2 separate regions of the Homo sapiens genome follow, and region 1 is linked to region 2. A link is a loop called in an ENCODE intact Hi-C map of the cell type or tissue named here. Cell type or tissue: A673. All regions are shown on one strand. Links, peaks and the distances in the headings refer to the core of each region. The heading gives the core; the rest is flanking DNA.

Region 1 (5,529 bases), core at 363-5,362, 370 kb after region 2:
CAAGGCAGAAATATATAAATATGATTAAAAGGAGGTTAACCCATCTTAATGGAAACCAGATTAATTGCTGTATTAGTCAAGATTCTCCAGAGAAACAGAACAAATAGAATGTATATACAGAAAGAAAAAGATTATTATAAAGAATTGGCTCTTACAATTATGGAGACTGACAAGTCCCAAGATCTGCAAGATAAGTCAGACCCGGGAACCCAGAAGAGCTAATGTTGTAGATCCAGTCTGAGTTCAAAGGCCTAAGTATCAAGAGATCTATTTGCTTAGTTTCGGTCCCAGGAAGAGCTGATGTCTCAGTTCAAATAGAAAAAAGCCAATGACCCAGTTCAAAGGTAGTTTGGCACGAGGAATTCTCTCTTACTCAGGAAAGGGTCAGCTCTTTGTTCTATTCAGGCCTTCAACTGACTACATGAGGCCCATCCACATTAGGGATGAGTAATCTGCTTTACTTAATGTGCTCTACTTAATTAAGATTTAAATCTTAATCTCATCCAAAAGCACGCCCATAATAATAATTATTTAAATTAATTAAATAATAATATTTGACTGAATGTCTGGGCACCCCATGACCCAGTCAAGTTGATACATAAAATTAACCAACCCAATTTCCCAAAAGCTGGGTTTTCATAAATCTGACTCATAAAATACAGTAAGTGGACCATTAGTCCACTTATTTTTTATCAGTATGAAATCCTTTTTCAGGAGCTATTCACTGGAGTTTTAAGAAAAATAGTTGCCTGACACACCACTAATCTAGAGGTCATATCCAGAGTGACATCATTTTATGAGAGATGACCACTGGTAAAGTGGTATATGTTTCCCAACTGTCACATAAATGGGAAAGGTGGGCCTGTTTCCTTTCTGAAGGTATTTCAATGAGGGGTTTTGTTATAAGAATATCTTTCTAACCTCCAGAGAGCCCAGCACACTCCAAAGGTAAGGAATGGCATGATGAGCAAATTCAATCCATTTAATTCTTCTATTCCATGACTTCTAATTGGTTATGTTAAACTGGGAATGCACCTCAGCTCAGGGTTATGATTAGCCTCACAGATTGCTTTGTAGATGAAAGTCCTCAGAACTTTCCTATTAATAGTCCTCTATGGAGGGTATTGATCTTTGTGAGAAAACTGCTTGCATCCTGATGCATGCAAAACTTATGGCTTTTATTTTTATCTGTACCTTTGGATACTAAGGCAATTAATCCTCACAATACAAACAGGACTGATACACCTAATTTCTTAAGCCATTACCTCTTCCAGGTAAACCCTAGTGAGAACTTCTAGCCTTTATGCAAACCTCAAAAAAAAATTAGGAATACTTTTTAATGACTGAAAAGTGTACATGGATCTAAACCTCCAAGGAAGGTGAGCATGGGGATTTGCTCAAGTTCTTCCCTGACCTTCTCTTGGCTCTGGAAAAGTTTGGATCACTTAGACAATTTTGCCTGAGTGTCTAATTCATTGAGGACAAAAAGGAATCCCAGCCAGTGATGGCAAAAGGGGCATCATCACACAAGCATGAAGCTCCCAGGACAACCCTCCCTACCTACCAAAGACTACACCATTTATTTATTCCAATCAATCCAGAAAAGGAGGAAGGCAGTGAAATTGCTTAAAGCCAACACCGAGAGCTGAACTTAAACTCAAGGGACATGTGAAGGCCTAGACTTTATTACAATTGCATAATAAAGTGGCACTATTGATTTATTTAAACATTACCTCACTGGCAATAGCAAATATTCTGATATTAAAAACATTAACCTGAACAATGATGATAAATTTCCTTCAGAGAGACATGTTGTGGTCTCTTTATACCATCAGTAAAACCATGCCATCCGCTGGCTAATGTAATAACACACACCCAGACACCCCCATACATACACTTAAACTACTTTTGGAGGATATGAGAAGCTTGTTTTTCAAACAATAAGTCGATAAGATTCCACTCTGAGAATCATCAACATCCAGAAAGAGCAGCTCACTCCTTTTAATTCAAGTCCCAGATATTTATAGATCAAGGAAAAGATTCATCACTTAGGTAGAAAGCTGCTTTCAGTTACTTTTCTTCTTTTTTTCTTAAATCTCTTTTAAATGGAAAGCAGCCATCTTTTGGCTATAAATAGATAGAAGATAGATAGAAGATAGATAGATAGATAGATAGATAGATAGATAGATATCATTATTTACTTTTGAATTTAATTAAAAACATAAAAGATTAAAAAGCCAACATGCTTTTACTGCCATTTTGTTATTGTACATCAGATAAGAAAAAGGAGAACACAGATCTCTGCAGAATAATGCAGAGAGTGGCTTGAAGCTGTGTGTGAGGTGGAATTATGTTGTGAGAGTGGGGGTCATGGGAAGAGGAACCATTGTAAACTAACTGGCTAGCTAGAGCCTGTCTAGGCATCTGTGGAAGGGGAAGGCAGGAACAGAGCAGAAATAATAGGAGAAAGAAGAGAGAAGCAGCTGGAAAACTGAAAAAGAAAAACAAACACGCTAGGGAAAACAACACAGTGGTTGCAAAGTAGAGGAAAAGTAAGTCCAAAAATGGTAAAGTGAGGATTATTATCCAAGCACCTCTGACAATAAGAACTTACTGAAAAAGTTGAATTAATGAAATCAAATATTTCTTCAAGTCAATCAAAATATGAAACTGACTCTTGTTCCTTGTCAGAAATCAATGTAATTTTAAAAGACTAAGTCCTTCTTTGGGAACAGTACTCTCCTAGCAATGTTGAGCTATTTTTTAAAAAATTATCATCAATAAAACACAAACTAAAAATCTCATTGGCAATGAAACCAGTCAAAAACCTTAGGTTGAAAATCATTTAATGTGTCTGTTTTAATGATTTATGCTAAGCTTAAATAATGATTGGATAAAAAAAATCTAAATAAGGCTGAGATTTTACAAATAAGACCTTCAACAGAACATGTTACAGAGAAGAGAAACATACATTCTCAGCTCGAAGAGTTTTTATGTGAATTACATGTAAACCCCAGGAAAAAATGAGATGTTCTGAGATTTAGTAAAGCCATCTTGGATCCTCTAGCAATAAGTAGAAGACCGTCTCAATGATTACTTCCAAAACTCTATTCTTTAATGGGTATGGAATATTTATTTACTTCAGCTTAACTGTTTTAATAAAGGGTTTTATCTTTTTTTTTTTTCCTTTAGAACTGCTCATGGTCTACTCATAAATGTGACTCTTGTCAGAAATCAAGCTATACTATGACATCTGGTGGTCACATACCTAAATTGAATGTTCTATATTTTGGAGAAATGAATGTTATTCCACAAACTTAAATAATAGAATGGTAAAAGAAGTAATAGAAAATACCATTAATCAAAGTCCTAAAAATAAACGTTTGCATAATTGGGCTCACTAAAAGAAGGCGTTTTTAAAGTTCCATTTTGAGGGGCCCAGTTCAGAAGCAGTCTGAAATCTGATGCAATGTTATGAACGACTTCATGTCAACTGATCAGACCCTCAGAAGATGGTGCTGGCTGAGGCCCTGAGAGTCAGAAAGGAAATTATATACTTGGAATATGTCTCTCATATATAACTCATTCTATGAGGCCAGTATCTTCCTGATAGCAAAACCTGCCAGATACACAACTAAAATAGAAAACTGTAGACCTATATCCTTGATAAACATAGATTCAAAAATTCTCAACAAAATACTAGTAAACCATATCCAGCAGCAATACATTAGAAAGCTAGGCCACCATGATCAAGTAGGTTTTATCCCTGGGATGCAAGGTTGGTTCAACATACACAAATCAATAAATGTGTTTCATCACATAAACAGAACTAAAAACAGAAACCACGTGATCATCTCAATACATGCAGAAAAGACTTTTGATAAGATTCAACATCTTTCATATTTAAAACCATCAACAAACTAGGCATTGGAGGACCATACCTCAAAATAATAAGAGCCAATCTATGACAAACCCACAGCCAACATACTGAATGGGCAAAACCTGGAAGTATTCCCCTTGAAAGCTGGAACAAGACAAGGAAGTATGCCCATTCTCACCGCTCTTATTCAATATAGTACTAGAAGTCCTAGCCTGAGCAATCAGGCAAGGGGAAGAAACAAAAGGCATCTAAATAGGAAGAGAGGAAGTCAAACTATCTTTGAGTGCAGATGATATTATTCTATACCTAGAAAACCTCTTGGTCTCTGCCTGAAAGCTCCTAGATCCAATAACGAACTTCAGAAAACTTTCAGGACACAAAATCAATGTAGAAAAGTCAATAGCATTTCTTTACACAAACAACATCCAAGCTGAGAGCCAAACCAAGAACATAATCCCATTCCCTATAGCCACAAAAAATAATAAAATACCTAAGAATACGGCTAACCAGAGAGGCAAAAAAATCTCTACAAGAAGAATTACAAAACACTGCTCAAAGAAATCAAAGATGACATAAACAAATGGAAAAACATTCCATGCTCCTGGACAGGAAGAATCAATGTTGTTAAAATGGCCATACTGACCAAAGCCATTTATAGACTCAATGCTATTCCTATCAAACACCAGTGACATTCTTCACAGAATTAGAAAAAACTATTTAAAAATTCATATGGAACCAAAACAGAGCCTGAATAACAGAGGCAATCCTAAGCAAAAAGAGCAAAGTGGGAGACATCACATTACCCCATTTAAAACTGTACTACAAGGCTACAGTAACCAAAACAGCATGGTACTGGTACAAAGACAGACACACAGACCAATGGAACAGAATAGAGAGCCTAGAAATAACACTGTACACCTACAACCATCTGATCTTTGACAAAGCCAACAAAAACAAGCAATGGGGAAAGGATTCCCTATTCAATAAATAGTGCTGGGATAACTGGCTAGCCATATGCAAAAGATTGAAACAGGATCCCTTCCTTATATTATATACAAAAGTCAACTCAAGATAGATTATAGAGTTAAGTGTAAAACCCAAAACTATAAAAACCCTGGAAGACAACATAAGCAATACTATTCTGTAAATAGAAACTGGTAAAGATTTTATGACAAAAACACCAAAAACAACTTCAACAAAAGTAAAAATTGACAAATGGTACTTAAACTAAAGATCTTCTGCACAGCAAAAGAAACTTTCAACAAAGGAAGGAGATCACCTACAGAATGGTTGAAAATATTTGCAAACTATGCATCCAACAAAGGTCTAAAATCCAGAATCTATAATGTACTCAAACAAACTAACAAGCAAAAAGCAAACAATTCCATTAAAAAGTTGGCAAAGGACATAGACACTTTCGAAAAGAAGACGGACACATGGCCAACAAGCATAGGAAAAAAATGCTCAACATCACTAATCATTAGAGAAATCCAAATCAAAATCACAATGAAATGCCTCTGACACCATTCAGGTTTATTATTAAAAAATAAAAATAAAAAAACAGATGCTGGTGAGATTGTGGATAAAAAGGAACACTTATACACTGCTGGTGAGAATGTTAATTAGTTCAACCATTGTGGAAAGCAGTT
Region 2 (5,529 bases), core at 370-5,369:
TTCCTTATCCTTTATTTAATATTTCCATTTTCATTTTAGACTCCTAACTCACTTATGTATGGATTCTTTCAGGAAATCTTTATTGAATGCCTGCATTCCTGATACAGTCCTAGGCACTGAAAAAAAGGGTATGATTACTAAGAGATAGTCATGTACATCAAAGAATGTGAATTCTATTACAGGAGAAAAATATATTAATGCACAGTGTCCACAGGGTACAATAAGTATAAAATTGAAGTAAGTGCAAAGGTGAATGAGAACTTAGTGCCTACAACAGTAGGGGAAGTTATCCCACAGAAGGTAAAGTTGGGTCTTGCAAGATAAATTTTGCAGACAAAAAACAATAGAGACATTTCAGGCAGAGAGAATGACATCTGTAAAAGCATGAGAAAGTAAGGCAAAAATGGCAAAACTTCCATTGTTAATATAGCAAAGAATTGACAGGAGGGCAGGGGAATAATAAGAGATAAATAATGGGCTACAACAGTTGTGGGCTGAGGGCAAAGAGTGAAGAATGCATGCCATGAGCTGACAGTCAATTAATGTTTACCCAGTGCTCCCTACAGGGCCTACTAAGTGGGTAGCATGCCCACCACCACCTCCAACTGATTAGACCTGGCCTGCAGCTAGTTCATCTTTTGGCTTGAATGTGACCAAGCAGTTTCTCCTGCTTGGGCATTTGTCTTACTAGATAAGGTCAATGACTGTACCTGGTCATATAGTATGCTTAATTAAATGGTTATGTAGGCATGACGTCAGTTCTGGTGTCATGGCAAGCCAGGACCACAAGCAAGTGGGCAGCAGAAGCACTATAGACTTGCTGAGTCTGTGGATAGGAAAATGGAACTGACATGCTGAGAAAGGCAGAAATGAAGGACCATGTGATCACAGTAAACATTAGAGTGAGACAGAGCCATTAATAGATCCATGAGAAGAAGATCATATCTGGGAGAAGGGTGTGAGATTATACAGTCAGACCAAAGGTAGCAGAGACATCAGCCAGATGGGGACTTGGTTTCATCCATTGGCTCTGACAGTTACTTCTGACTTCAGAAAGAGTGCTTCTCAGGTAACCTGATGTCAGAATCTAGACACTATCATTAGGAGTCTGAGTCTACATGGAGTGTCTATGAAATAAGGCAAATAAAGTATAATGTATACTGATGATTTCCTATTGACTAAGGTGATGGGGAATGGCTGCAAGGATGAAGAAATTCAAAGCACATTCAAATGGGACACCTCTCTCTAATTATGTTATGATGGGCTGGCTTTCCCTTTCTTCCACTCAAGTCCTCGTATTTTGAGGAATGATTTGAGCTCTCCATTCTTCTGAGATGTGTTGCTTTCTCTTTTATCAATGATCACAGCTAACGCTGGTAATGTTCCATTGACTTAATCTACTTAAAACTCAGCAAGGGCTGGGTGTAATGGCTTACTTGAGGCCAGGAGTTCAAGACCAGCCTGGGCAACATAGTGAGATTTCATCTCTAATTTAAAAACAAAAAACAAAAACAATCCAATAAAACTCAGCAAGTCCTCACTTTAGTCTAAGTAGTGTTCATACATTGAAATACTGGACACAGGACCTCAGAAAACTTCACTTTTTTAAAGAAAATAGTGTAGCATGAGGCTGTGAAAAGCTGGAGTGAAGTAAGCTAGGTTTTGCATTGTGATTTTCTTACCCTTGGGATCTTCAGACTATGGTTCTGGAGGGTGCTTAATGTAGGCTATGGTGGTGTATCTAGTAGAACAAATGCCTAAAATATAACAAGAATTTCCTTGTTGATGGGATAGCTGTTGATGCCTTATCCACAGCTGTCCTTGGATTCTCTTTTTTTCTGGTGATACAGAAGAGCAGGAAGAAAGGGTGTAACAAGTAATCCATGGGAGCAGCAGGTATCTTTAAGGGGGTCCAAAAGCTGCTTGAGATCCACTGCCTGTTGTCATATCACGTCCACCCTTCAAAGGATCCAAGGCCTAAAATCTTTGAGAAAAACAGTTCTTGACTTTAGAGCAACAGTAGAAATCTTTACTTCTTTTCCAATACCGTTTAGAAGAAGAAATTAGAAAAGGGGGAAAAAAATCAAGCAATGAGCAATGACCAAAGGAAGGAAAACAACAACAACAAAAGAAAGTCCTCTGAGGAAGATCAGAGTTGAGTTTTATATGTTTATTACTGGCTGAGATATAATGGCACTTGAAACCACAGAGCTGCTTTCCCTAGTTGATATATTAGCCGAGTACCTGAAGTCTGACTGCCCTTTGCTTACCACCAGGGTGCACCAGTGTACACAGTATTCCAAACTTCTAACTCATCAGGGTTTGTTAGCCTTTAATAACTGGGCTAGTCAAAAGTTACTCACTTTTGAAAAAGACCATTTGGAGGGAATTGAACCTGTAAGATACTGTTTATCAAGCCACAATTCTGAAATCCTCTGGATTTTAAAAATTACATCTACAGTCTGCTTTGCTACAACAAGTATTTTAAAATGAAAGTTAACTCACATGCATTGGTAATCAGGGGAATTATGTAGCACAACAGGGCAGACAAATTGAACCAAACATGATTTTTCCCAGTATGTCCATCATTTGACATGATCAAGGGTAAGTTTCCTCACAGTTAAATAAAATAAAACTGTAATGACATTTGCAGATCTTAAAAAAAAAAAAGTTGAAAAATCTCAAAATGTCTTCTGTTTAGTCCAAGATAGCAGCTGGTTAATGGCCTTAAGAACTGCTATGCTGTCCACTGTGCTAAACTATCTGAGGGTAGCGTAAGTGAAGATTAGAACCTGGAAAGACATTTCCCTGTGTTAAAACAAAATGACAACAACAACAAAATACATTCCTGAATCATATTTTTATTTTGGATGTAACTGGCTTGTATTAAAGCAACTGTTTTTAAAGCCCTCCATTTCCAAGAAGAGAGCTTTAGACACCGGAGGGTAAACTGATTCAGGTTCTAGGGCGAAGGCAAGTGGAGATTTAACTCTGCTAGTGTTCGCTTTAGGATTGTTACTGCTTTTGTTAGTGCCCTGGCCAAAAAGTGCTGTAGGTTTTGAGGGATCTGTTTCTCACACTGTTTTTCTCCATGAACCCTATTATGTTTAATGCATGATTTTGAAAAATGTGAGAATGCACGTATATATAGTGATATGGCAGAAACACCTGTGCCGAGAATTTTTCTTAAACATTTGCTTAACCCTTACTAAATGCCAGATGTTTTTCAAAATATTTTATATACATTAACCTATTTAATCCTCAGAACAATTTAATGAGGTTGGTTCATTACTGTCTTCTTTTTTACAAATGGACAAAATAAGGCAAGGGAGAATAAATGAACAGCAAAAGGATGAATGTTTTAAAAGAATGTGAATCTGGATGGGTAGGAGGAGGAGGTCCTATTCTTTAAGTTATGCCCATGGGAGGGCTCTCTTAAATGGTGAGTTTGCTGGGAAATAAGGTTTCATTAGAATGAGGCTATGTAGAAGGTAGCATACAACCTCATTTGATGAAAACTGGTTTTTAAGCTTTGCCACATGTGTTTAAATGCACAAGCCATTTCGTTTTTAACTCAGTGAGGCACATATTCCTCTTTCCAAACTTTTCATCAAGTTGTCAGTAGATATTCCATATGAAGTAATGCTATGTGTGATGAACTACAGTGATTGCACAAATTCATATCTCTAAAACTGGTTATTATGGTAACTTAGAGTTTATTAACTGCATCTCCCTTTCCTCCCTCCCTTTCTTCCTTCCTTTTTAACTCCTAAGTTAGATTACCTACTGAGATTGGCTAAGTACAAAGTCAGGCCAGACATGGAATATGGAGACCCTATAAATCTCTGGTATATAAGCTTCTAAAAGGCTCACTTGATTACTTCTTTACATGAGAAATTGCTGCTTATAAAGAAATTCTTTTAGAAATTGATTTAATGTGAGTAAATAAAATTTCAATGGTAAATAAGCATTGTGTGTGAGCTGTCTATGGTACAAGCTTCAGACACCAGCAAGCAGAATGTGGTAGGTCATATTATCCTCAGCTGCCTTTCTGTGAATCTGAAGATTATTGAAAACGATTCTTGTTTCCATAATGAGTTCATAATGCAACAAAGAATGACAAGAGTTTACCATATCACTCTGATTGTATTCTGGGACTCTGGAAAGAGAAAATTCCATCATTGAATTACCATTTTATTTGACATTTCATAATGAAATGAGAATGCATAAAAATAGGAAAATAATGCATGTAAATTGATAAAGAAAGAAAAGTATGACATTGTATTTTACAATTCCCCCTTCCATTCTTTGTAACAAAATGCTTTTTTGATTTATTTTTAAATTTTCCATTTGGTGCCAAGTACCTGAGTGTTAGTTATACTGCCAAGAACCTGAGGGTTAGCTACACTCTTCTTTTGAGAACAAATTTGGACTTTAAGGCATCCCAGTAGTTACAGATTAGTGTTTAGCAAAATGTAGGCTAAGAATTATGTCTATCAGAATCACCTGAAGTGCTTGTTAAAAAACATAAATTCTTAAACCACAGTCCTATTTACTAAACTACAATATTTGGATGTGGGGGTCTAGATCTGAACTGTTTTTTTTTTTTTGTTGTTGTTGTTTTAAACGGAGTCTCACTCTGTCACCCAGGCTGGAATGCAATAGCGTGATCTCAGCTCACTGCAACTTCTGCCTTCCACCTCCCAAGTTCAAGCAATTCTCTTGCCTCAGCCTCCCAAGTAGCTGGGACTACAGGCACATGCTACCATGCCCGGCTAATTTTTTGTATTTTTAGTAGAGCTGGGGTTTCACCGTGTTAGCCAGGATGGTCTTGATCTCCTGACCTTGTGATTTGCCTGCCTCGGCCTCCCAAAGTAATCCTCACGCCTGGGATTACAGGCGTGAGCCACTAGGCTCGGCCTACCTCAACATTTTTTACAAGGTTCTTATGGCTTTTACACACACTAAAATTTTGTGTGTGTAAAATTTGGGTTTAAATCACTGATTTAGAAAATCCAGAGAATTTACAATAGGTATAGTTGTTGCAGCCAGGCAAAAAAAGCCATTGATTGATTAATTACTATAGATCCCAAGTTTTTTTCTGATTAGACAGGCTTTGTTTCTTTTTTTTTTTTTCTTTTAATTTGCAGTTTATTGAGTTTTATGTTTAGCCTTAAAAGGTCTTATCTTTTCCAAGATTATAAATAATACTCTTATATTGTTACATTTAAAGTTTTGATTCCCTTGTAAGTTATTTTTGTGAAAAGAGTAAAGGAAACATCCAGTTATATTTATTTTTCAAATGGCTGACCATTATCCCATCTCCATTTATTAATACAAATTAAGAGAATCAAATAATCTACTTAGTCATTTGAAGACTGAGGACCAAGTCAACAAATCAAAATCCAGTTGTGCAACCAATCTCAGAGGTCTTGTTTGACTGAAAAATGATATTGTAAACAGCCTATACCCAAAGTTTGTCAGGATAGTCAAATTAATTTATGAGTGCAGAAAGAGCCTTAAAACAAT

What was found. Peaks named below come from ENCODE experiments on the same cell type or tissue, not always from the same donor. Only the 100,000 strongest peaks of a DNase experiment are listed, where the experiment ranks them.
Region 1: a loop joins it to region 2, with 8 times the contacts of the local background. A loop is called at or near these places in 31 of 110 quality-filtered maps.

What each region holds. Positions count from the first base shown.
Region 1 is chr5:41,638,572-41,644,100 of GRCh38, forward strand. No RefSeq gene overlaps it. Among named protein-coding and RNA genes, the nearest start is that of PLCXD3, 130 kb to the left of the region's middle. In A673, for the core only: a CTCF peak has its summit at 3,286 (motif pointing left); no DNase peak of the experiment used is centred there.
Region 2 is chr5:41,268,329-41,273,857 of GRCh38, forward strand. No RefSeq gene overlaps it. Among named protein-coding and RNA genes, the nearest start is that of C6, 58 kb to the left of the region's middle. In A673, for the core only: a CTCF peak has its summit at 2,275 (motif pointing right); a DNase peak (open chromatin) is centred at 2,283; H3K27ac peaks cover 372 bases.